Regions from separate parts of the Mus musculus genome. Here regions 2 and 3 are each linked to region 1. A link is a loop called in an ENCODE intact Hi-C map of the cell type or tissue named here. Cell type or tissue: heart. All regions are shown on one strand.

The links. A loop is a pair of places that touch in the nucleus more often than their neighbours do. Peaks named below come from ENCODE experiments on the same cell type or tissue, not always from the same donor. Only the 100,000 strongest peaks of a DNase experiment are listed, where the experiment ranks them.
Region 2: it touches region 1 in a loop (2.1-fold over the local background); 4 of 42 quality-filtered maps call a loop at or near these places.
Region 3: it touches region 1 in a loop (1.8-fold over the local background); 2 of 42 quality-filtered maps call a loop at or near these places.

The regions. Positions count from the first base shown.
Region 1 is chr3:20,150,871-20,158,870 of GRCm38, forward strand. Gyg (glycogenin) reads right to left here and starts at 4,246. Exons shown (of 7, transcript NM_013755.4): 1 at 4,128-4,246; 2 at 1,860-1,995; 3 at 83-257. The coding sequence starts at 4,134. In heart, CTCF peaks have their summits at 3,784 and 4,347; a DNase peak (open chromatin) is centred at 4,201; H3K4me3 peaks cover 4,716 bases; H3K27ac peaks cover 4,688 bases.
Region 2 is chr3:20,072,731-20,080,730 of GRCm38, forward strand. It overlaps Hltf (helicase-like transcription factor), which reads left to right. Exons shown (of 25, transcript NM_009210.3): 9 at 2,099-2,165; 10 at 3,761-3,854. Among named protein-coding and RNA genes, the nearest start is that of Hltf, 19 kb to the left of the region's middle. In heart, a CTCF peak has its summit at 4,164 (motif pointing left); no DNase peak of the experiment used is centred here; H3K4me3 peaks cover 333 bases; H3K27ac peaks cover 1,795 bases.
Region 3 is chr3:20,032,044-20,040,043 of GRCm38, forward strand. It overlaps Hps3 (HPS3, biogenesis of lysosomal organelles complex 2 subunit 1), which reads right to left and starts at 3,267. Exons shown (of 17, transcript NM_080634.4): 1 at 3,006-3,267. The coding sequence starts at 3,222. In heart, a CTCF peak has its summit at 3,200; DNase peaks (open chromatin) are centred at 3,018 and 3,218; H3K4me3 peaks cover 2,025 bases; H3K27ac peaks cover 1,011 bases.

The DNA.
Region 1 (8,000 bases):
TCATGTCTTGATAGCATTTCTCAAATGAGTAGCAGGTCTCCCTTACTATGCACATCTTTTCAGCCCTTAAAGCCACACTCACCAGAGTATCTGCATCCATGAACACACATTTGGAATACTGAGTAAGTGACCAGCAGTGGAGTTTAGTCAATGTGATGCCCAACTCAGGTCTCTTCATTAAGGTTAGATGAGCAGAATCACCACTGTCCAAGACATCTACCATGATGACGTCATCAAAGACAGTCTCTAAAACTTTTCTGTAAAAATAAGTTCCAGAAAGCATCACATATACTCTTTTCATAGCACATGATACACTTACTTTAAGAGTATTAAGAGTATTCCCTTACTCTACTTCATAACCTGTCAATCACAAGACAACGGGTGCGCTGACATAGTCTACCCTCTTACATCTGTCTTTATGCACTTCAGAACACACTTTATGTGTTCACGTGCACATGAAGTAAATCCCATAAGTAATGATAACTGCTATGATGTCACCTAACTTAAGAGTGTGTGTGTGTGTGTGTGCACTCATCAGTTAGAGTGCACACACAGGAGAGCATGTGCGTGCTGAAGTCACTGGTCATGCTCAGGAACTATCTGCTTTGGTGGTTTTTGTTTTTGTTTTTTGAGAAATCTTTTCTCAGTGGGACCTGGAACTTACTGACTAGGTCAGGATGGCTGGCTAGTGAACTCCAGTGATCCAACTCTCTCTGCCTCCCTAGTGATGATATTACAGACATGTAGCACCATGATGCAAGATTTTTATATGGGTACTGGGGATTGAATTCAGGTTTCCATGTCTTTAGTGGCATGTTAATGAAACAGACACTGTATCTAGCTAGAGGAAAACTGAACGATACGAACATTTAACTACTGAGAAGCCTTTAACAGAAGAAAGATTGGTGTTGCATTTCATCTCTCAAGTTAGGTAAGTTGGCTAACAAATACATTTTAGTTCACAGAGCAACCTTGGCCTTGACACTGGCGACTGTAGTGAGTCATGGTAGTGGGGTACAAGACCAGATCTGGGTGTTTCACATCCTCACTAATGGATATATCAGAAGAAAGAGTTTGGAGCACCTTTCTCAAGAGCCATGTAGGATCAATGTCATTAATGTGGAAGATACATATATATGTATATGCACATATGTATAGTGCCTTATTTTTTAAAGGCCCTTGGCCTATGTTTACATTTTAAAAAAATATAAGGTATTCTCAATTTCTAAGAAGGCCAGGAGGTAGTAAAAACAAGACAGCACAAAGCTGCTGAAACACCAAAATCTTCTTAAGTTTACTATACAGATATCGCAAACTGAATTTCCAAACTCAAAATGAACCAATGAATCAATAAGCAGCTTACACTTCGCAGCATGTGTCCCCAACAAAATAGCAGTTTCAGAAGCCTAATAAGAAGGACTTTATTCTCTCATACATAAAGATCACTAGGTGACAAATATCAGCTAGAAATGACAATGTTCAATAGCACCTGAAGGTTTCCTTGTTTGCAGGAAACAATACAATCCTAGTTTCATTTGGGGGAAAAGGACTACAGACGAGTGAGGACAGACAGAACTTGGCAGGATCCCCCTCAGAAGACTCAGTAAGGGGGCAGTTCTCTCTCCTGAGATGGAATCAGGAAGATGGAATACAGACGGAACCTCCCTGGAGGAATCCTGGGACATCTCCCCAAAATGGGGAAGGAATGTCAAATTCCATAATCTTTAGCTTGGCATTGATTATCTGTTTTTACTTAGTGCTCCGCTCCCCAGGAAGGTGCAGGCTCCGTGCCACTGGTACAAGGGAGAAGAGTGTTAGTGTTCCAAGGACAAGGAGACAGACAGGCAGGTAATCTTTACCTCATGGAGTCTGAAACCTGTGGGCTGGTGAGTACAACCATCCTCCTAGTAGTCCTGTGCTGTTTCAAAGATGAGCCCAGGACCAGCGCACCTTTGGCATAGGCATCGTTTGTGGTCAGCGTCACAAAAGCCTGATCTTAATACAAAGAAAAAGAAGCATATCTCAGCTGAAAAGAATTTTCCCCAGGTGTTCTCTCAACCAACAGTTCAGCAAAATCATCTCACAGATCAACTTAGTTAATGAGGCAGCGGCCCCTTTTGTGGGAAAGCTCACACAGGTATCTATCTAGGAATAGGCTAAACCTGCAGCTTAGCAGGAATGCCAGGTAACCTCCAAGACGATCACAACAACCACAAAACTCAAACCCCAGTTAGAGTCCATACAAATCCTTAGAGCAAACTGTACCCCGGGAGTGGAGCTTAGGAAACGGGTGGTGATGAGAATATTCCGAAGCACACTTCCTTGCTCTTACAAGGCCTGGTGAGTGGTATTTTCATCCAGGCAAGATCCTCCTTACCCACCACCCCAGAAAGTAACTGAGCATCTGCCAAGACTGAACTTCCCACAGCGGCCTTACCTACTAGAGACCAATCACTGTTGGTGAGTTTAGACGCCGACTCTATCCAACCTCTCTCTTGTTGTCTCCTTCCATCTCTATCTCCTTTCTCTGTCTTTTCTTTATCCTAACCCACATTCTTCCCTGGGGTCCCAATCTGCATGCTTCCGAACCTTCCATACGTTAGGGAAGCGTTCTACCGATAAATTATGTTCCCAGCTTTTATTGTTCTGAGCTAGGGCTTGGCTGCATAGACCAAGCTGACCAGACAACAACCCTGTCTCCAATACCAAGTACTAGTAATTAAAGGTGTAACCCATGGCCAGCTGCCTTTACTTTTCTGGGAAAATGAGCAATATACCACCTTCCCCATTCTCCCCTCCTCCCCTAACAAGAGACATGGACATACATGCCAATTTTCCCAAACCCCCATCCAGAACAGAAGTCAAACATGAATTCTTTCTCCCACTGAAGAGTCCTCATTATATCAGCCTGTAAGATTTTTCAGGCTTTTTGTAAGATTACTCTGGGGACCACCTCTGACGGGGACTTTAACATTAGCAGTTGCTGGGGCTCCAAAGCGCATAGGGATCCTAAGGTTCAAGCTCCACAGCAGTCATTTGGGGTGACTGATGTCCAAGAAGAGAGTTAGGAGATTTTGTCAGTGTTACTCTCAGGTTTCCTCATTTCCCCTTGCTTATTTTCCGGTGTGGATGCTAGAAGCAGTGGGAATTCCACTGAGCAGGGACAGTGTGGTGGGTGGGTTGTCTGGTTATCCAGCGCATTCCCCAGAAGGAAACCTGAAAGCCATTTTAACTCATACTACCGGGCCATCTTTCAGAACAACCCACTACACTACCAAGATGAAGAAAGTTGTGAATTCCCTACCTCCAGTCAATTATACTCTGTAATGACATTTGCCACATCCATCAACCTCGGCTGATACTCGCCTGTGTTATTCTTAGAACATTTCTGAGACAGTAACATTTCAAAACCATTTTGCCCCAAAAGTACTTAAAAATGAGCACAATGTGTTAAATCCAAAGAGACTTCAGGAGGTGGCGGAGAAACGTAGAGGTGGTGTAATAAACGGGTATGTAAAAACTACAGGAAGCTACGCTATGCTTTCTCAGGTTAAATTAACAAAAGGAGGGGCCAGATGTTATAAACACAAGCTAAAACACCAGACTTAGCCTACAAATGGACAGTAAGACAATTGACAGCTGGGTGGTTTAACCTTCAGATGGCCGTTCAGTTGCTGTCATAACCCAGGCTACAGCTTCAAGCTTTCAGAAGGGCCAGTTACCTCTAGTGCCCAGTCCTGGGGTTTATTCGCCTAGGGCCTGACACTTTGCAACAAGTGGCACTGAGGCCCGCCCGGGGCGCTAGCCGGCTCCCATGTAGCAGCACCCGGCTGCTGAGGCCTAAAAATAGGATCAGTGCAGCGGCCAGAGCAGGGCCGCAACCCGGTGTTTCCGTAGGGCGCCTGCTGCTCCCCATGGCAGGAGCACCTCCGGGCTCCGTGCGACCCCGGTGCGTCCGGCGCCCGCCCCACCCCGCCTGGCCTTCCCCGGATGCGGGAGACGGAAGCCACCGCTCTGCAGCGCGGCTCGGTTAGCAGCCGGAGCCGCTCTCCACGGTTCGCGAGCTACCCGGAGCTTCCCGGGCTTAGGGGCGGCGACGTCGCGGGACCCGGTTACGCGGGGCGTACCTGTCATAGTGTGGCCGGGTGGGTCGGAGGAGCCGGGCGCCGGTAGGTGACCGCGGCCAGCAGGGAGGGCGGGAGTCCGCAGCCCGCCGCTCTTATAGCGGCCGTCACGTGGCCGCGCAGGCTCAAGCCCAGGCCGCATCCTCCCCGGTGCGCACTGCGGGCGGGGCGACCCTGGGGACCCGCAGGCTGCTGTGCCCAGGGGACACCTGTTGGGGACTGCGCCGCGGGCGTTCCTTCCAGGGCCTGGGAAAGAAAGGGGGCAGAGCTGTGTGGCCTGTGGCAGGAAAAGGAAGGGTAATAAACTTTCAATTAACAGAGACCTCTCGAAAGCCACGCCAGTTACAGTATTCATTTAAACTTTTTAAACTGAAGAGAACGGTTTTGCCAAATATTTAGAATCTTACCACTGGTTTTAATCAGGTAGTTAAGACCCTTTTACCAAGTCAAGGGCATAGGAATCCCATAATGCCATATACTTGTAGGTAGGAGAAACTCAGGCTCAGAAAGTTAAGTTACTTTGCTATGATAATAAGCCTTAAGAGGAGAGGTTTGTTTCAGATCAACACACTCCCATAGAAAGCCCCAGTGCCTTTAGCATACTGGTTCTGGATAAAGGGTAGTAAGTTCCCGTAATTCTGCTTAGGTAATTCAGTTGTTTCGGTTCATCTATTTCACAAATCTTGAAGGCCAATTTGTCATTTCAGGGGGGAAGTTGAGAAATACTTTTCTAATGTAGCCTGCACCTTGCAAACACAATTCTCCCTCCCACCCACTCGGCCCAAGCACAGCAATGGTGGATCGGCGCTCTGTAAATCTTTTCTCAATAATGAACGGTGACAATATCAACTCAAAGCAGGAAACAGATACTGAAGAATAGGGAAAGACAGCACTGCAATCCTCAATATAGTCCTCAACTTACAGTCGTTGCTGAACTTCCAATTTCCAACTTCATATTAGTTCAAAAGCATTATCCATCATCAGAAACCACTTTGAATTTTGATATTTCATTGGTTAGTGATATGCAATATGGTATTCTTCCATGATGCCGAACACCTGCCCCAGTCCCCAGGCAGCAGTGAGAGCATTAAGGTAAACACATAAATGCTACTCTTTTGCTAGGCTATGGCACTGGGTACTAGATGTGGCAGAAGATTCTATATATTCACAGAGGGTCTATAAAGATACAGTCCCACACCCATCATCCTAGGCCATATCTACACCATTGCTCCTTGGCCTGTGGGCTTAGACCTCCTCCACTAGACTCAACCAGTACAAGTTAAAAAGTCAATTTTTGTTCTTTAGTCCAGGTCTCCTAGAGGCATCATTTGAAAACTACACTCTATTTTTAACTGATATTGTATTAACTTTATACATTTTTGCAGTATTGTCAGTTGGGCTTACAATGTGTAGTGATCAGGTCGGAGGAGCCAGCATAGAATAAGATGTTTTTCTTTTCTTTTTTAATCTGCAATGTTAGGGCTCAAACACAGAGTCTTGTACACATCAGGCTTGTGCTGTCCTCCTGCCCTGAGAAACTAAGGTGATTATTTTCATTGTTGTTTGGTACAAGGTTTAGTTGTGAAGGCAAAGCTGCCCTCCTATTTCTGGCCTAAAATGAGTCTCCTCCCTGAGTTTTCTGAGTGAGAATACAGGGATACACATAGAATCGGAATCTTTTTCTTTCTTTCTTTTTTTTTTTTTTCCAAGACAGGGTTTCTCTGTGTAGCCCTGGCTGTCCTGGACCTCACTTTGTAGACCAAGATGACCTTGAACTCAGAAATCCGCTGCCTCTGCCTCCCAAGCGCTAGGATCTTAAGGTCAGAGCTTTTGAAGTGTTACCCTTCACGAAGCTCTTTTGAGTCCTTCCTAGTCTTTCCATACCCACTGTGGCTTGAAGGCCAATGGACCATGTTAGGAAGACCTTCTAGTACTTGGCATATATGTCATTTTTAAGAAACAAAACTGCAGGGCAAAGGGAAAACACGATTTTCCACTTACTCAAACCTTGTGTGCTTACAAGAATTGCTCTCTTTAGGAGGTGTAAAGGCTATACTTAAACTGTACTTAAATGGAGGAAGGAGATAGAGTAGTAGGTGCTTCAATGGTGAGTGGCTCTTTTCCAGGATAATAGATGGGTCATGTAAACAAACAAACAAAAGACAAAACAAAAGAAAAAACAGAAAAAAACCCATGTACTGGCTGATTTTGTGTGTCAACCTGACACAGGCTGGAGTTATCACAGAGAAAGGAGTTTCAGTTGGGAGCCTCCACGAGATCCAGCTGTGGGGCATTTTCTCAATTAGTGATCAAGGGGGAAGGGCCCCTTGTGGGTTGTGCTGGTAGTCTTGGGTTCCAAGAGAGCAGGGAGGGAGGGAGGGAGAGAGGGAGAAGAAGGAGGGAGGGAGAGAGGGAGGAAGAGAGAGAGAGAGAGAGAGAGAGAAGAGAGAGAGAGAGAGAGAGAGAGAGAGAGAGAGAGAGAGAGAGAGAGAGAGAGAGAGAGAGTTAGAGTTTACAGCCTTTACTGATGAGAAAGACAGAAAATGAAAGGGATGCTGGAAAGGAGAGAGGCCCTTCATTCTGAGATCTTGTTTGTAGAAACTTCAGTATAGCTGATAAAACCAAATTAGGTTACCAGATAATGCATAAAGTTTTAGGACATTCTAAATATGGATATGAACGGCAACAGCAACAATGTATTTACTTGGGACAATGTATTTGCAACTTTGTATTTTACTATTTTACTATTTCAGCACTCCAGTCTCATCTAAATAACCTCCCCCTTTCATAAAGCCACTTTCTGGGCCAGTGAGATGGTTCAGTGGATAAAGGCACTTATTGCCAAGGAAACAACCTGAGTTCAATGCCCAGGAACCACAAAGCAGGAGAGGATGCTCCTGCAAGTTGTTTTCTCCACAATCATAATTAACAGCAAGCTCCCACTCCTACCCTTTCACAATAGACTAAAGAAATATAACTTAAAAATGAAGGCACAGAAAAAAGAAATTTATGAGTATATTTATAAAAGAAAATTCTTTTACATAAATAAATAAGCTTGTATTTTTTCAATTAATTTCTAAAATGAACTTAAATTTTAAGTTTTGTTTAATCTTCAAGTCTTGGAAATTAGTTCAGAAAGCCTCAGGGTTATGGATATAGCCATTGTAAAGACAATAAAGTGCCAGTCTCACTTAAGTGCAGAGGAGTTTTAATCCAGCAACAGGGCTACTCTAGCAAGGAGTTACATCCAAATATATGACACAGCTGGACTGCAGAGATGCCACACACTTTTAATCCCTCTGCCTGGAATATACACCATTGACACACCTTTAGTATACATCTTTAATCCCAAAAATAACATCCAGTTGAGGGGCAGACAAAGTGACAAATCAGAGAAAGATCTGACAGAATGAGTCAAAGATAGAATATGACCGAATATGACTTTCAGGAAAATAAACAGGTAAGAGAAGTTACTTAAAGAGCAGGGAGGGAGACAGACTTCAGTTCAGAGCAGTTGAGTTCAGAGCAGTTTAGTTGGTGTGGTTCAAGGCAGTCTTTCCAAGCAGATCAATTCAGTCAGCTGAGAAAAGCCCATTTGACTCAGTCAGCTTGGAGAGGAGTTTGAGCCAGAACAGCTGAGTTGAACCAGCCAGCCAGAGCTCAGAAAGAGCTAGAAAGAGTGAATTTATTCAGCAGTGAGTCTTAACGGCTGAAACATTTTAGGCCTATGTAGCAGACAAAGACTGGAAGCTGAAGTCTTCAAGGTCCAGGCTGACAGAAGATTAGATTGCATGGAGGCTAGAAGCTTCCTGCCTAGGCCTAGGGATAGTTAGAAAAAATGCTCCGGGCTCAGACCAAGCCATGTATTCATAAATC
Region 2 (8,000 bases), 78 kb before region 1:
CAACCCCACTTGCTCTGGTCGGCCCTGCTCACTTGGGTCAACTCTGTTCGCTCAGTCACTGCTTGCTCCAGCCCAAAGATTTATTTATTATTATACATAAGTACACTGTAGCTGACTTCAGATGTGCCAGAAGAGGGCATTAGAGCTCATTACAGGTGGCTGTGAGCCACCATGTGGTTCCTGGGATTTGAACTCAGGACCTTCGGAAGAGCAGTCAGTGCTCTTACCCATTGAGCCATCTCATTTTACTTTCTGTAGAACTTTGTATCTCACTAAAAGTGGTTACAAGTACCTGGTAATAGCTGATCTTTTTGAGACACGATCAGTGTTTTTAACCAGAATTTATATGGTGCTTATATAATTATAAGTACCAATTTCTATGGTGGTGCATATCTTTATCTCAGTACTCAAGAGGCTGAAGTGGGTGGATTGCTGAATTCAGAGGTCAGTCTGCTCTACATAGTGAGTTCCAGGACAGTCAGGGCTATATAGTAAGAACCTATTTCAGAAGGGCAACAACAGGAAGAACAAACAAATTTTAAAAATCCAGAAGATACATACGCTCACACACACACACACACACACACACACACACAGTGTAAGTGCCATATCTGTCTTAGTTACTGTTCTATTGCTGTGAAGAGCACCATGACCATTATCATGGTGGGGAACACGGTAATCGGCAGGCAGGCATGGCTGTAGAGCAGCAGCTGAGAGATGACAGAGAGGGTGGAGGGAGGGAGGGAGGGAGGGAGGGAGGGAGGGAGGGAGGGAGGGAGGGAGGAGAGAAAGGAACAACGGGGGAGGAGAAAAATGAGTCCTTCGACCTGCTTATTGAGATGTTTTAAAAAATATTTTACTTTTATTGAGACTTTACTAGAATCTCAGATTTAGTGGGTCTTTTGGCTTTTGTTTTGTTATAAATACTGTTGCTGTATCTTGCCAGCTTTGGGAATTCCAGAAAAGAGAGTAATAGTAATAGTGGCCTAATGATAGATATATTATTTACTGAATAGGGAATCTTTTTTTGAAAATTTGGTGTGAATGGTTTTTTCACAGTTATATCATTGAGAGGTTTCCTTTGTGTGCATTCATTTGGAAAGATAAAGAGCAATTAATTTTTATTTTTTTTTAGAGATTATATTATTGCTGTTTAAGCAAATGTCTATGTATAATTAGAAAGCTAAGTAGGTCCTCCATTGTTGGTGGGATTGCAAGCTGGTACAACCACTCTGGAAGTCAGTTTGGCGGATCCTCAGAAAATTGCACATAGTACTAACTGAGGACACAGCTAAACCATTCATGGGCATATATCCAGAAGATGCTCCAACATGCAATAAGGACGCGTCCTCCACTATGTTCACAGCAGCCTTATTTATAATAGCCTGAAGCCGGAAAGAACCCAGATGTCCCTCAACAGAGGAATAGATACAGAAATTGTGGTACATTTACACAATGGAGTACTACTCAGCTATTAAAAAGAATGAATTTATGAAATTCTTAGGCAAATGGATGGATCTGGAGGATATCATCCTGAGTGAGGTAACCCAGTCACAAAAGAACACACATGGTATGCACTCACTGATAGGTGGATATTAGCCCAGAAGCTTGGAATATACAAGATACAATTCACAGACCACATGAAGTTCAAGAAGAAGGAATACCAAAGTGTGGATACTTCAATCCTTAGAAGGAGGACCAAAATACCCATGGGAGGAGTTATAGAGACAAAGTGTGGAGCAGAGACTGCCCCACCTGGGGATCCATCCCATATACAGTCACCAAACCCAGTCACTATTATGAATGCCAAAAAGAGCTTGCTGTCAGGAGCTTGATATAGCTGTCTTCTGAGAGGCTCTGCCAGTGCCTTACAAATACAGGGGTGGACTTAAGTGCGATTTTCATTTTTGAGATACCATTGAAAACATTTAAATCAGTTTGTGTATATATATTTTTAACCTCCTATCTATCTTTCCATTACTTTAAAATCTGGTAGCATTTTTAAGTAGTTTTTATTATGTAAAGTAAAGCAATATAAAACAAGATCCTAACTTCACTTAAAACTGATACATCACTGTAGAAAATGTCTTTTACATAGGAATACAAGGATGAGACCATTAAACGCAGAGGAAGTAATATGGACAAGAAGGAAGATGGACACTCAGGTGAGTTTTAATTATGAACATGTTCTGACCACTTTATGGATGATTTTCTTACTTCATAATTCTGTCTTGGGTTTGGTGATATGCAGAAATTTAGGATTGCTTTAAAAAAAAACCAAAAACAAAAAACACTTCCTGGAGATTGGTAATCAGGAAAGGTTACGTCAAAATAGTTGGGTTGGTTATTAGCTTATCAGAAATTTTGGGGGAAAATGTTTCTTGTTGGGAGAAAAAAATTCTGTAAAGAACAGTTTAAAGAAAAATTAATGTTCTGCTTTAGAACTCTATTTTAATTATAATGCAGTGTGCTTCGTTAAAAGGAAGGAAAGCCAGAAAGATAAATTAGAACCAATTCTGAAGTCAAAGAGACCTTTGATTTTAGGAGTCATGAGGTTTATACTTGCATTTCTGATCCAGGTTGAAGCACAGAAAGGCTGTGCTTCAAGAGATGAGTGTGTAAAGAGCTGGTAGTAACTGCCCTGTGTCAGTCAGCCTGGGGAGCAGAGAAGTGCAGAAGACATTCTCAGAGGGTAGAACTGAGTGCAACTGTTTGCTTTTTCTAATGGTAGGAAGACATTTGGATATAGGGGTAAGAATCGTTGGTAAGCTTATGGGAGAAAATGAGAACTCAAGAAAAACTATTAACGGGCTGGAGAGATGGCTCAGAGGTTAAGAGCACTGACTGCTCTTCCAAAGGTCCCGAGTTCAATTCCTAGCAACCACATGGTGGCTCACAACCATCTGTAATAAGATCTGACGCCCTCTTCTGGTGTGTCTGAAGACAGCTACAGTGTACTTACATATAATAAATAAATAAATAAATCTTTAAAAAAAAAAGAAAAACTATTAACATTCTTAAGGTGGAAGGACTACATAAACAAGTGGGTGGAGGGGGAGAGGTAGGAAAGTTGGCTTTTGTTGATAATGCATCCAATTGTGATTGCAAGTTCTCTGCAAATTAAAATTAGTTTGATTTTAGGCCAATAGTACTGTATTGTAGAATGTGGGAGGGCTAAGCAGTGGTAAGGAAATTGACAGTTAATATTTGGAAATACAGATTTATCAACTACCTATTAGAGAGNATATNAAAATATAAAGTCTCCTCCCCTCTCCCCTCCCCTTCCTTTCTCTGTGTGTGTCTGTGTTTGATCAGAAGTAAATTCAGCCTCTAGGTTGGCCAATGCATATTAGAAAAAGATGTTTTTGTTGGGTCATAAAAAACTGAAAGTACTTTTTTTTTAATATTTATTTATTTATTTATTATATGTAAGTACACTGTAGCTGTCTTCAGATACTCTAGAAGAGGGAGTCAGATCTCATTACGGATGGTTGTGAGCCACCATGTGGTTGCTGGGATTTGAACTCCAGACCTTCGGAAGAGCAGTCGGGTACTCTTACCCACTGAGCCATCTCACCAGCCTCTGAAAGTACTTTCTAATGGAAAACTACTAGGTTAGGAGAAATGTGGAAACAATTCTCTGGGGCTTGAGAGGAGTGAAGTTAGTAAAGCTCACGGCTGGTTATGGAGAATCTAACCTTTCACTCAGATGTTGCTATTTTAAGACACCTTGATAATGCTCTGTGCTTCTTTGAAATAGAGTCATCCACGTGTGGTGAAGAACCCAGTATTTCAGGAACTCCGGAGAAGAGTAGCTGTACTCTGTCGCAGCTGTCTAGCGTCTGCCCTAAGAGGTAAAGTGCTGCAGTTTAACTGCATGACATGCTTGCTCACACTCTTCCTCTGCTTTCAGTTACTGTAAATACATTCCTAACTGCAGTTGCTAAATCACAATGACAGTTCTCGTTTGTAAAGATGATAGGTAACAGTGCTCTATAAAAAAGGCATTTATTCCTAAGTCATGCTGCCAGTCTTCCCCTGTTTTTCATTTCAAAATTGAAAGTAGGGCTGGAGAGATGGGTCAGCAGTTAAGAACGCTGACTGATCTTCTCAGCAACCACATGGTGGCTCAAAGCCATCTGTAATGGAATCTGATGCCCTCTTCTGGTGCGTCTGAACACAGCTACAGTGTACTCATATAAATGAAATAAATCTTTAAAAAAAAGTGAAAGTAGTAATAATCTATAAAATACATGACTTACTAATTTTTAATAACTACTGCTAATTTCTCCTTATTTTTTTGACCTATTTTTTTAAATTGTTGAGACAGTAAGAGTTCATTACCTTCTTCTTTTTTCTTTATTTTTTTAGAAAGCAAATTCTTTTTTTCTTTTTTTTTTAAGATTTATTTATTTATTATATGTAAGTACACTGTAGCTGTCTTCAGACACTCCAGAAGAGGGAGTCAGATCTCATTACGGATGGTTGTGAGCCACCATGTGGTTGCTGGGACTTGAACTCAGGAACTTCGGAAGAGCAGTTGGATGCTCTTAACCACTGAGCCATTTCTCCAGCCCTTTTCATTTTATTGTTTTATATGTATGTTTGCTTGTATGCATGTCTTCTGTGTGCCACATGTGTGCCTGGTGCTCAGGAAGCCAGAAGAGGGCATTGGGTCTCTTGGAACTGAAGTTACAGATCATTGTGAGCTGCTATGTGGGTATGGGGAATTGAACTCAGGTCCTCTGGAAGAGGACCCATGCTGGTAATCCCTGAGCCATCTCTAGCCCAGTTTCCTTTGTTTTTGTTTTTGTTTGTTTGTTTGTTTGTTTAATGTTGGTTTTGTTTTGTTTTATTGAGACAGGTTTTTTCTAAGTAGCTCTAGCTGTTCTGGAACTCACTATGTAGACCAGGCTGGCCTTGAACTCAGAGATCTGCTGCCTGCCTCTGCTTCCCAAGTGTTGAAATTAAAGGTGTATGCCATTACTGGCCCCAGCTTCCTTCTTGTGTAAATGCTGAATCTTAAAACTGAACTAATTATACGCCTATGCAATATAGCACTATTAGATAGAATAGATCAGATAAAAGGAAATGGGTTATGTAACAAGGAAAATTTAGACACAGCAGCCAGTTGCATCTATTATAGCCAATACAGCTATGCTTACTCTTCAAATAGTAATAGTTTTAGGACTTTTGAATACTGTCACATTTGTGCTATACAGTGGGTTATATTTTTATTCCTATTTTCCAAGTGAGGAAACAGACATAGTTTGGTGATTTGCCTAAAGTCATATCAAGTTCCTAGTAGAATGACGATTTGAATCTTAGTAGTCTAATTCCAAAGTCCATTGTTCTTAAACACTTACTACCTAGATTTTATGAAATAATCATATTCTCCCTTTTTTGACAAGATTCTTTTTTTTTTCCTATTACCCAATTTTCAAAGGTTCTGTTAAGTTTTTTCTTTAATTTCTTTTATTGAAATCATTGGTAGGCTTTATAAATACAGTTTTTGTCAGACCATCTTCATCCTGCATACCCTGTCCATCTTCCTCTCCTTCCTCTCTCTGCTCTCCTCACCACCTTACTCTAATCTCTTTTCTTTCAGTATCCCTTTGCTGTGACATTATATGTGTGGAGAATTTTTGAGTATATATGGCAATATGTATCTTTGTGCAATCTTAAGGTCCACAAAGTAAGAGAACATTTATTTAGTCTGGCTTAATATGGTCTTCTTACTGTTTGTGGTCTGTCGCACTTTCCTGTTCGTCCCTCGGTCTTCTGGTGTAGTTTTTGTTTTCCTACAACCTTACGTGGCCTAATCTTTTGCGTGTGTACAGGCCTTTCACATTATCTTCGGTAGGTTGGCTTAGTAGTCATTAATTGCCTTGCTTTATGTTCATCATGAGAAGGTCTTCAATTAGGAAGAATAGCTTTCCTGGATATAATAATCTGAGCTCGAAGTTATTGGCTCTCAGAACTTGAAAGTACCCTGTTTCCTGCCTTCTTGGCTTTTAGAGGATTTGCTCATGAGTTTGTCATTCTGACGGATCTCCTTTTATCTGTGACTCGTAGTTCTCTCTTGCAGCTTTTATTATTCCTGGCTCTCTGTGCTCAGTAATTTAACTGCAGCATGCCATGGAGGTGTTCCTTTCTCTTGTGTGGTATTCTAAATGTCTTCTCTGTATGGGGTTGGCATTTCTGTTAGGATTTTATTTTCTGTGCCTTCAAAATGAATTTCTTTTGTCTTTTTTCATACTGTGTAGATAATGGTCTTTTCATGGTGTATCATAGACGATGTGTGTTCATTCTTACTATTTTTTCCATTCATTTTCTGACTGTTCTGATTTGTCTATTTTGTTCTAAAGCCCTTGTACTCTGTCTTCACAAGATCTGTTGGAGGGGCTTTCCAGCAAGCTTTTGGTTGGATTTATTGACGTTTTTATTTGGGTTGAGTTTTTTTCAGTATTTTTATGCATTGAATCGTTCTTTCATGCTCTGTATTGACTTGATTTCAGTCTACTCTTTATATTCTCTTTGAGCTTATTTGGAAGCTTTTTCACATTGTCTTTTAACTTCATTGAATGTTTTTGTTTCACTGATTTTGTTTTGTTTTGTTTTTTATTTATTATTTTATTTACAGTCCAGCCATTGTCCCCCCTTCTTTTTCCCCCCTCCCACAGTTCCTCATCCCATTCTTCCTTCCCCCTGCCTCCTTCCCTGCCAGGCCTCTTCTCTCCCTGGGGCCTCTCAGAACGGGGCGTGGGGGGGGTGTTAGTGGGGTAGAGGGTGGGGGGAGCTTAGACCAGGCCATGGTATGCTTCCTGGTTAGTGGCTAGTGGCTCAGTGTCTAGGAGCTCCCAGGGGTCCTGGTTAGTTGAGATTGCTGGTCTTCCTATGGGGATGCCATCCTCTTCAGCTTCTCCCGTCCTTCCCCTAATCAACCCTGACTTCAGACCCATGGCTAGGTGTAAGTATCTATTGGTTGGGTGTGTATACAATGTACACCATAGCATCAGTAATAGTGTGCCTCCATGAGATGGATCCCTAGTTGGCCCGTCATTGGACTGCCTTTCCCTCAGTCTCTTCTCCATTTTTGTCCCAGTAGTTCTTTTAGACAGGAACACTTCTGGGTCAGAAATGTTGACTGTGGGACGGCAACCCCACCATTCCACTTGAGGTACTGTCTATCTACTGGAGGTGGACTCTTTGAGTTCCCTCTCCCCACTGTTGGGCATTTCATCTAAGGACCCTGATACTTTCTAGAGGGTCCCCCCACTTCACTGAATGCTTTTGATAGTCATTCTTTTGCATCTTTTGTCTTAGAGTTCATTCTAACTCCCTTGCATTGGGACCCATTGCTATGGAGTTGATAGTTTTGAAGATATCTTTCTTTGATTGTTTGCATTTCGGCATAGGATTTATGCAAGGTCATTGGCTTGATCATACTGTTTCAGTTGAAGTATTTGCAGTGGTCAAGTAGGTCAAGTGGACAGTTGGATTAAGCTGTGGTCTTTGTTTGTTTGTTTGTTTGTTTGTGCCATTCCTTCCCACCAAGCTTTTGCTGAGGGAGCAGCTACTGTCTCCAGCATTACTCTTAGGCTAGAATATGAACTATAGATGCACTCTCAACTGATGGATAGGCTTACAGTGAAAAATACAGTAATATCAATAAAAAATAACCCCTTTTAACTCCAATAATTTTGCAGAATAGGATGCATTGTATACTAAGATATTAGTCACTTAGAGTTGGAATGAAAAGTAATCTTCTGAGTGAGACTGGTGATTAACACAGAAGAGTGAACAATGAAGGAATTGGAGATGGGGTAGCTTCAATTAAAGCAGGAATGAAAACAGAAAGGGCTGAAGAAACACACATAGTTCAAGCAATCCCAGTGTCAGGCTGACAGGACGTTTCACCAGCCTTGGGCTGACTGTGCCCCTGGGAGCCTTTCTCTTCATCGTGGCTGCTCCTGCTGCTCTGGACACTACTTCTCTTT
Region 3 (8,000 bases), 120 kb before region 1:
GTGGATATTAACCCAGAAACTTAGAATACCCAAGATACAATTTTCAAAACACATGAAACTCAAGAAGAAGGAAGATCGAAGTTTGGATACTTTGCCCCTTCTTAGAACTGGGAACAAAATACCCATGGAAGGAGTTACAGAGATAAAGTTTGGAGCTAAGATGGAAGGAAGGGCCATCCAGAGACTGCCCCACCCGGGGATCCATCCCATAATCAGCCACCAAACCCAGACACTATTGCATATGGCAGCAAGATTTTGCTGAAAGGACCCTGGTATAGCTGTCTCTTGTGAGGCTATGCCAGTTTCTGGCAAATACAGAAGTGGATGCTCACAGTCATCTATTGGATGGAACACAGGGCCCCCAATGGAGGAGCTAGAGAAAGTACTCAAGGAGCTGAAGGGGTCTGTAACCCTATAGGAGGAACAACAATATGAACAAACCAGTACACCCTGAGCTCGTCTCTAGCTGCATATGTAGCAGAAGATGGCCTAGTCGGCCATCAATGGAAGGAGAGGCCCTTGGTCTTGCAAGGAATGCCAGGGCCAGAAAGCAAGAGTGGATGGGTTGGAGAGCAGGGCAGGGGGAGGGTATAGGGGACTTTCAGGGTAGCATTTGAAATGTAAATGAAGAAAATAGCTAATAAAAAATTGTTTAATAAAAAAAATTCCAAACCTACCATCTACATTTTTCCTTCCTTCCTTATTTCCTTCCTTTCTCCTTCCTTCCTTCCTTCCTTCCTTCCTTCCTTCCTTCCTTAATGCTCTTGTAATGGTTCATCATCTCAACTTGATTGGGCAAAGAAACACCTAAGAGCACACCTCTGGTTATTTCTTGTGACAACGTTTCCAAAAATGTCTAGATCATGAGCTCTGACCTAATGAATGCACTAATCCGTTTTGGAAACTTTGGTGTGGTAGGGTTGGGTGGAGGGGAGTCTGGCTAGAGGAAAGAGACTTCTGGGAGGACGGTCACTGATGAAGAGGGGATATCTGGCAATTCTATCTTGCCCTAGTCCTTCCTGTTTCTGCTTTACCTTCTAGTCACCATGATGTGAACCCTACCCACTATGGTGGGCTGAACCCTCTCAAACCATGAGCCACAGAAATCTGGTTACAGGGACCCCACAGATGACTTACTGAGTGCCCACAACTTACAAAGGGAGAGCAGCATTTGGCTGATTAGTAAGTGTAGGCTTGGGGGGGGGGGGGGTTAGGGGGTGGGCCCGTACAAAGTAAAACTGTCAACATGACCCCTCCATGGTATAGTTAAGGGAAATGGTTTTGTTTTATTGAAGATAGGTGGGGTACAGAGAGGAGGGGAGAGCAAGGAGGGAGAGGGAGAAAGAGAGGGAGGAGGGAGATAGAGAGGGAGAGGGAGGAGGGAGAGGGTAGAGTTAGAGGGAGGAGGGAAAAGGCGATGGAGGGAGAGGGACGAGGGAGAAGGAGATAAAAGGAAAGGGAGAGGGAGAGGGAGAGGGAGAGGGAGAGGGAGAGGGAGAAACAGCCAGAAGATCTGGATGAATCCAGAGCAGAGAGAGAAAGAAGTAACCTGAACATGGCCAGCTGAATAGACATGGCCAAGGTTATCTGCAAGAGAGAGAAGAGCACAGTGAGATAGCATGGACTTGGAAATATGTAATAGGTACTTCAGGGACTGAGGGAGGCCTGAGGCTAGCCTGGACCTTGGGATGCTGAGGAGTAGTATCACACGTGTATGTAGATTGAAGAGCCATAGCTCCTTTTGCCAGAGGTAAGGGAAATGACTCCTCTGACAGACAGGAACTGCCTCCACAAGTTCCTGAGGAAGGAAGGCTGGCTTTTAACTAAACACCAGAACTCCTCCTATAGCCATGGAGGAGCTCACGTCTGGATCTTTGGACTGCCCTTTGGAGTTTGGGACTTGGGGTTTCCTTTGGACCTGACAGAAAAAGAAAATGCTTTCTGCCTGGGAAAAAGGCCTCCAAAACATTCACAGTAAATATAAATGCACAGATAGTCCTGGTTGTTGACAAGGTGGATTTGCTATGGCAGAGGACACTAGGCACTGAGAGAACACAGACCAGAACATTTACTCAGAAGAAAAAAAGGCATCAAAGGAGACATCAGACAGGTTTTCTGAACTTAGGCATTGCCAGGGGTCAGCCTATTAATGTTTAGTCATGCATGGGTTAATAGAAGTTACACTCAGAAGTTGAAGTTCAACTGTGGACTGAATGCTACCTTTGAGTTATATGGCCCGTGATACTTATGCCATCCCACATGATTCCTGAAGCTCTTTAAGGCAGCCAACATGGTAATAAAAGCATCTTTGTTCTTCAAGGTTTCAAGAACGAGGTTATCATGGTTTAGTGCTAGCCTCCTCCAGTCGGTGTGGCTCAAGTCATTAGTATCCAACCAGGGCCAAGCATTTGATACAACCCAATGTAATAAATCAACCACAAGTGATAGTGACTTAAGAGGTAAAAGGGCTGGCTCCGATTTGAGATAACTTTTGAGGTCGAGCCTCCTGTGAACTTCAGGATATCATTCTCCCTCCTCTTTCTCTTGAACCAGGTTTGTTTTCTTACATTAATCTTTTAAGGGTCTGGCATAAGTGGAACCGAGCCACACGTCTTTATTTCAAGCTGTGGACGGGATCAGTCAGCATTGCATCTCCACGTGGGGTGTCTGCTTTGTTTTGCTTCGAGACATGATTACTTGTAGCCTAGGCTAGAATGGAACTCACCAAACTGCAGAGGACCTTAAACTTCAGATCCTCCGGTCTCTACCTCCAAAGTGCTAGAATGACTAGTTGAAGCAATCTGAGTAAGGAGGATCAGACCAAGGCTTCAAGCAAACTAGGCAAGCACCGGACCGTGGCACGACACCGGATCTGCGGTCGCTAAAACAACTACACAAAATGACTTTAGCACTTAGTGCCCGACCCACACTGACTGTCAGCAGCCAGCCTAGAAGAGCACCAATCCCTTCCCTACCCAGAGCCCCGCCCCAAAGCCGCTCCTCACCGGCTTCGCTGTAGGCCATGCGCAGCACCCTGCCTAGCGTGGAGAAGGCGCAGCGCTGCCGGCACAGCTCTTCGCCCTGAACAGCGAACGCCTCCACCTTGCAGCCGGCAGCCACGAACAGCGCGTCGCTCCCGCCGCAGCAGACCTGCTCCGGCTCCCACTGGCAGGGGACTACCTGCTGCGACCCAAACGGGTGCAGGTTGTACAGACGCACCATCCCGGCGCCCGGACCGCTGGGCGGCTTCCGCAAGCTTAGAGAGCTGCTCCGGATCACGTGAGCGCTGCGACCACACCCCGGGCACCGCTCCTTAAAGAGGCCGCGCGCTAAGTGAAGTGCTACCCTAAGTGGATGCAGAGACCTCGGTTCCTCTTTGGAGATGTTAACTTTGCTGCTTCTGGACAGATTAGTATGTGAAACCTTCAGCGTGTTTAACACTCGATCATCTGCCCGTCTGTGCCTTGGTCGACTTGCCTTAGACTTTGAACTTTTTTTTTTTTTTTTCCATTTTTTATTAGGTATTTAGCTCATTTACATTTCCAATGCTATACCAAAAGTCCCCCTTACCCACCCACCCCCACTCCCCTACCCACCCACTCCCCCCCTTTGGCCCTGGCGTTCCCCTGTACCGGGGCACACAAAGTCTGCTTCTAAAGGATGAAACTGCAAAACCTGATGTTAAACTCCCAACGTAGGGTTAAACACACCACAAATACTGTGGATCCTACAATGGTTTTATTGAAAAGGGCAAATCCTCGAAGATGCTTAGCAAAAAATAAAAATAAAAAAATAATGCATTGGATGAGAAGATCTATGAAAACATTTTGCAGGCATTTGGCAAAAGTTTCCTCTAAGCCTTAGATAATAGGGGAGGAGAGAGATCCCCGGATGGTCAATATACAGTTCCTAAGTATTTCCTATATTGAAGAAACTTGCCGTCGGAATTTTTCTATTTTGGGAGATTTAATAAACCAGATCTATAATGTTTTTTTAACAATTCTAGAAAATATATGTGTTTGCATGCACATATGTACGTATTGGTTGACTGGAGGATGCTCTTCTTTTTACACTGAAAAGAGCAAACTTCAATTCTCATGCTGATGGTTACCTTGAGTCCTTTGCTCTGAGAATTTATAATGTGGGAGCAATTGGACTGAAGTTGAACTGCTGCCATTTCGAATACCTTCCAGATGACGAGGAATCATGTACTTCATCCTCTACTAGGAACACTCTGGGAGACGGGTTCATTAAACTCAGTGAGCAAAGAATACATGGAATAGTCCAGAGATCTGGGCTACAGAAATCAGGAAAACAAGCAGATTGCTACTCATGTGACATCCATAAACATCCCCTTTCCCTCTTATGAGTATCTGATTTAAGTGTCTGTCTCTTTTGATTAATTTTTCCTCTTCAGGATATTAATTGAATGTAATTTGACTTTTGTGAGATTCATTAAGTCCTAGAATGGCACTACCTTCTCTAGAGATAGCTTCTTCTCCCTTGATATAGTCCCTGTACCTGGCTGACCTAAGAAATTTTGGGAAGAGATTTTTATCTTTATTAACTGTTTTTCTCACTTCTGTGACCATCAGCTTATGAGAAAGCTAGGCTGATTCCATGACAGACTTCAAATTGGCAGCTAAGGAGAATAGGCCTAAATCTCTGTCTCTAAGAACTGGACAATTCCAGGCAAGTCCAGGCCTTAGAAGCCGCCCTGCCACCTGGCCTGAGGCAAGGACACTGGGTCAGCAGCACTTTCCAGACTTCTTCAGCAACAGTTTTCAGACCTCCCCAGCAAGTTTCCAGCCCCCACACCCCAGTAATGGAATGTCTATAGAGATGGACCCAACCTCCATGTCAATCTTGACAGGGTCACCTACCCCAGAATTCCCTAATGTGCTTTAAATCAGGCTTGCAAACTGACTTGGTGGTCTCTGTTCTGGTAATGAGAGACCCCACATTTGAGTCTGGGGTATCATTCTTTGGCAAATCATGGATCCTTATACTTCAGAGAGGAACGGTTTGGTCTAGATCAGTATTTAGGAGGTAGGGTCCATCATGGAGGAAACTGCTTCTACCTGGGCTGATCAGAAAAAAAGAGAAAATGGCCTTCTCAATACTGTTTTGTATCCCTTCAGTCCAAGACCTCACAGCATTGTAGGGCAGAGCCCACATTCAAGCTGTGTCTTCCCTCTTGCATTAAACCCTTCTGAAAATGTGCCCACAGACACATTCAGAAGTGTGTTATATAGTTAATTCTGAATACAGTAAAGTTGATAAAATTAATCATTGCATGAAGATAGCTTCGAGTGAGTGTATGCCTAGTTTCCTTGTTTGTGAGGATCTGTGAGTAGAAACCACTCACTTGTCTCCTGTTACAAAAGCAGGGACCAGGGTGGCATACCATCATGTCCCATTTGTTCTTTAGGACTATCATGACAAATAAAACGCACTGCTTGGTTTCAGCAACAGAGTCCTCCTCCTTCTATTCCTCTTCCTCCTCCACTTCTTCAGTTCTGGAGGCTGGAAGTCCAATGTCAATACATGAGAAGGCCTGCTTTCTTGAGCCCTCTTTCCATGGCTTACAGATGGCTACCTTCTCACTGTCTTCACTGGTCTGTTTCATTCTTGATGTCTCTTCCTCCTCTTCTAAAGATGCCAGCTCTACTAAGATCTGCCCATATGATTTCTCTTAAACTCGGCTATCTTGTAAATGTGCTGTCTGAACATTAGTCACATTCTGAGGTACTGGGATTTAGGACTTTGTCTTGGTTAGGATTTCCATTGCTGTAAAAGAGACACCATGACTACTACATCCACTCCAGTAGTGACTTGCTTGACAGGTTTAGAAACCTGGAAGCAGTCCCGAGGCAAAAAGTTCATGGACACTTGGCCTCCTGGAAACATGGCATCCCAAATATCCAATGCTCCAAACTTGTCCTTGCAAATGGATCTGTGTGCTTTCTTTCAGTATTGTTTTACTATAGGTGCCTCCAAGCAATGATTTGCCAAATACCTAAGCAAAATTGAACTTTGCTTCCTGGCCTTCACCAATGCCCTAGGTAGTCCTTGAGCAGACCCTAGGCTTGGAATTCAGTAAGAATGTTACCTATTCAGTAACATTCAGAATTGCCTCTAGTATTGTAAGAGAGATAGTGAAAGAAATCAGGCATTACTATCTACTACATAAGAGTTAGAAATCTCAGGGCAAGCTTAGCAAAGTAAGTTTAGAATTCTTATTATAGTTATGTATGGCAGACTACATTACTTAGTAGAAAGTCCCCCACACTATCACTTAGAATAAAAGCCAAGTCACTCCCTTATACAGGAATTTACAATGGTTTAGGAAGAAGATCGGGCTGTGGTTTAAGGAGGAACTAGAGTATTGCATTATTCATGAGAAGGTTAACTAGAGCAGAACTCCCTAATTAGAACCATGGCTTGGGCATGAAAGCCCTTGCCCCGGGATTGTAAAGACCTCACACCTGGCTTCTAAGACTATGGCTGACCTTAGATAGAGCTGACTTTGTCTCAGTTGTTTTATTGCCCAGTTCCTGTCAGTCTTTGTGTTTGCATTCCTCTGCTTTGTGTAAGAGTCATGAAGCATCTGGCAACCTCATTGTACCTTGCCAATGTGTCACCTAACTTCCCTATTCTCTTCTGTATAAAACGTTTGATGCTCGATTTGAGAAATTACATTCAGATACAGTACTCTCCCTTGTGGCCGTATTTATTTGTCATTTCTCGCCAACTCTTTTGCCACCTGTCCAGGACCCTGATTTCTCCTGCGGATTGAGTGAGGCCGACTGAGGCCGGTCTGCGGCAGGATGGCGCCTGTCCGTGGCACGTGCCCAAGGCAGTTCTTATAAAAGACAACATTTAATTGGGTCTGGTTTACAGTTTCAGATATTCAGTCCATTATCATCAAGGTAGGAACATGGCAGCAACTAAGAAGGCATGGCACAGGAGGAGCTGAGAGTTTGTATAACTTTTTGTTCCAAGGGCAAAGAGGAGAACTGTGTCCCAGGAAATTAGGATGGACAGTCTCAAAGCCCACACCCACAGTGACACACCTATTCCAACAAGGCCCCACCCCTAGTGCTGCCATTCCCTGGGCCAAGCATATACAAATCATCACAGGCTTCAATAGGCAATTTGAATATAGACAGCTTAGTCTATAAGAGAGGTTGCTAAGGATGATATTCTGGTTGGAGAGACTAACCTTAGGGACTTCTTAGCACTGTATCTCCTGGAGAAGCTTAGGTGGATTGCACAGGTATAAATAGTAGTCCCAGATGGTCATTGGTATTAACCTTCTTGTTAGTTTCAATAGGAATGGCCCCCATAGATTCATAGGTTTGAATATTTGGCCATAGGGAGTGGCAATATTAGGTGTGGCCTTGTTGGAGGCAGTGTGTCACTCTGGAGGCAGGCTTTTGGGTCATACATGCACAGGCTATGCCCAGTGGGGCACACAGTTTCCTGCTACCTGCAGATAAAGATATAGAACACTCGGGCCGTTCTCCAGGACTATGTATGCCTGGATGTTACCATACTTCCTGCTATGATGATAACAGACTAAACTTCTAAAACTGTAAGCCAGCTCCCATTAATTGTTTTCCTTTATAAGAGCTGCTGTGGTCATGGTGTCTCTTCACAGCAATAAAACGCTAAGTAAAGGGGCTGTACAAGAAGAATGTCAAAACAGTTTAGAACTCATGAAATTTGGTTAGCACAGTCATGTTAGGTGTGTCTCAGAGAGGCAGAGCCCTGAGGACTTCATTCTGCTGTGAAGTTTCCAGTCATCATGTCCCTCATAATCTATGAGTTATATGAAAACTCTAAGGGAGTGTCCAGCCCCTCACTGGGCAGTGTCATTGGCACTTACAACAATAGTGGCTGATCTTTTCAAAGACTGCTGCTGGAACAGATAAATGATTCAACTACCACCCTCAGACAAAACTTACGGATGTAGATTGTCAGTAAAATTAGGTGAA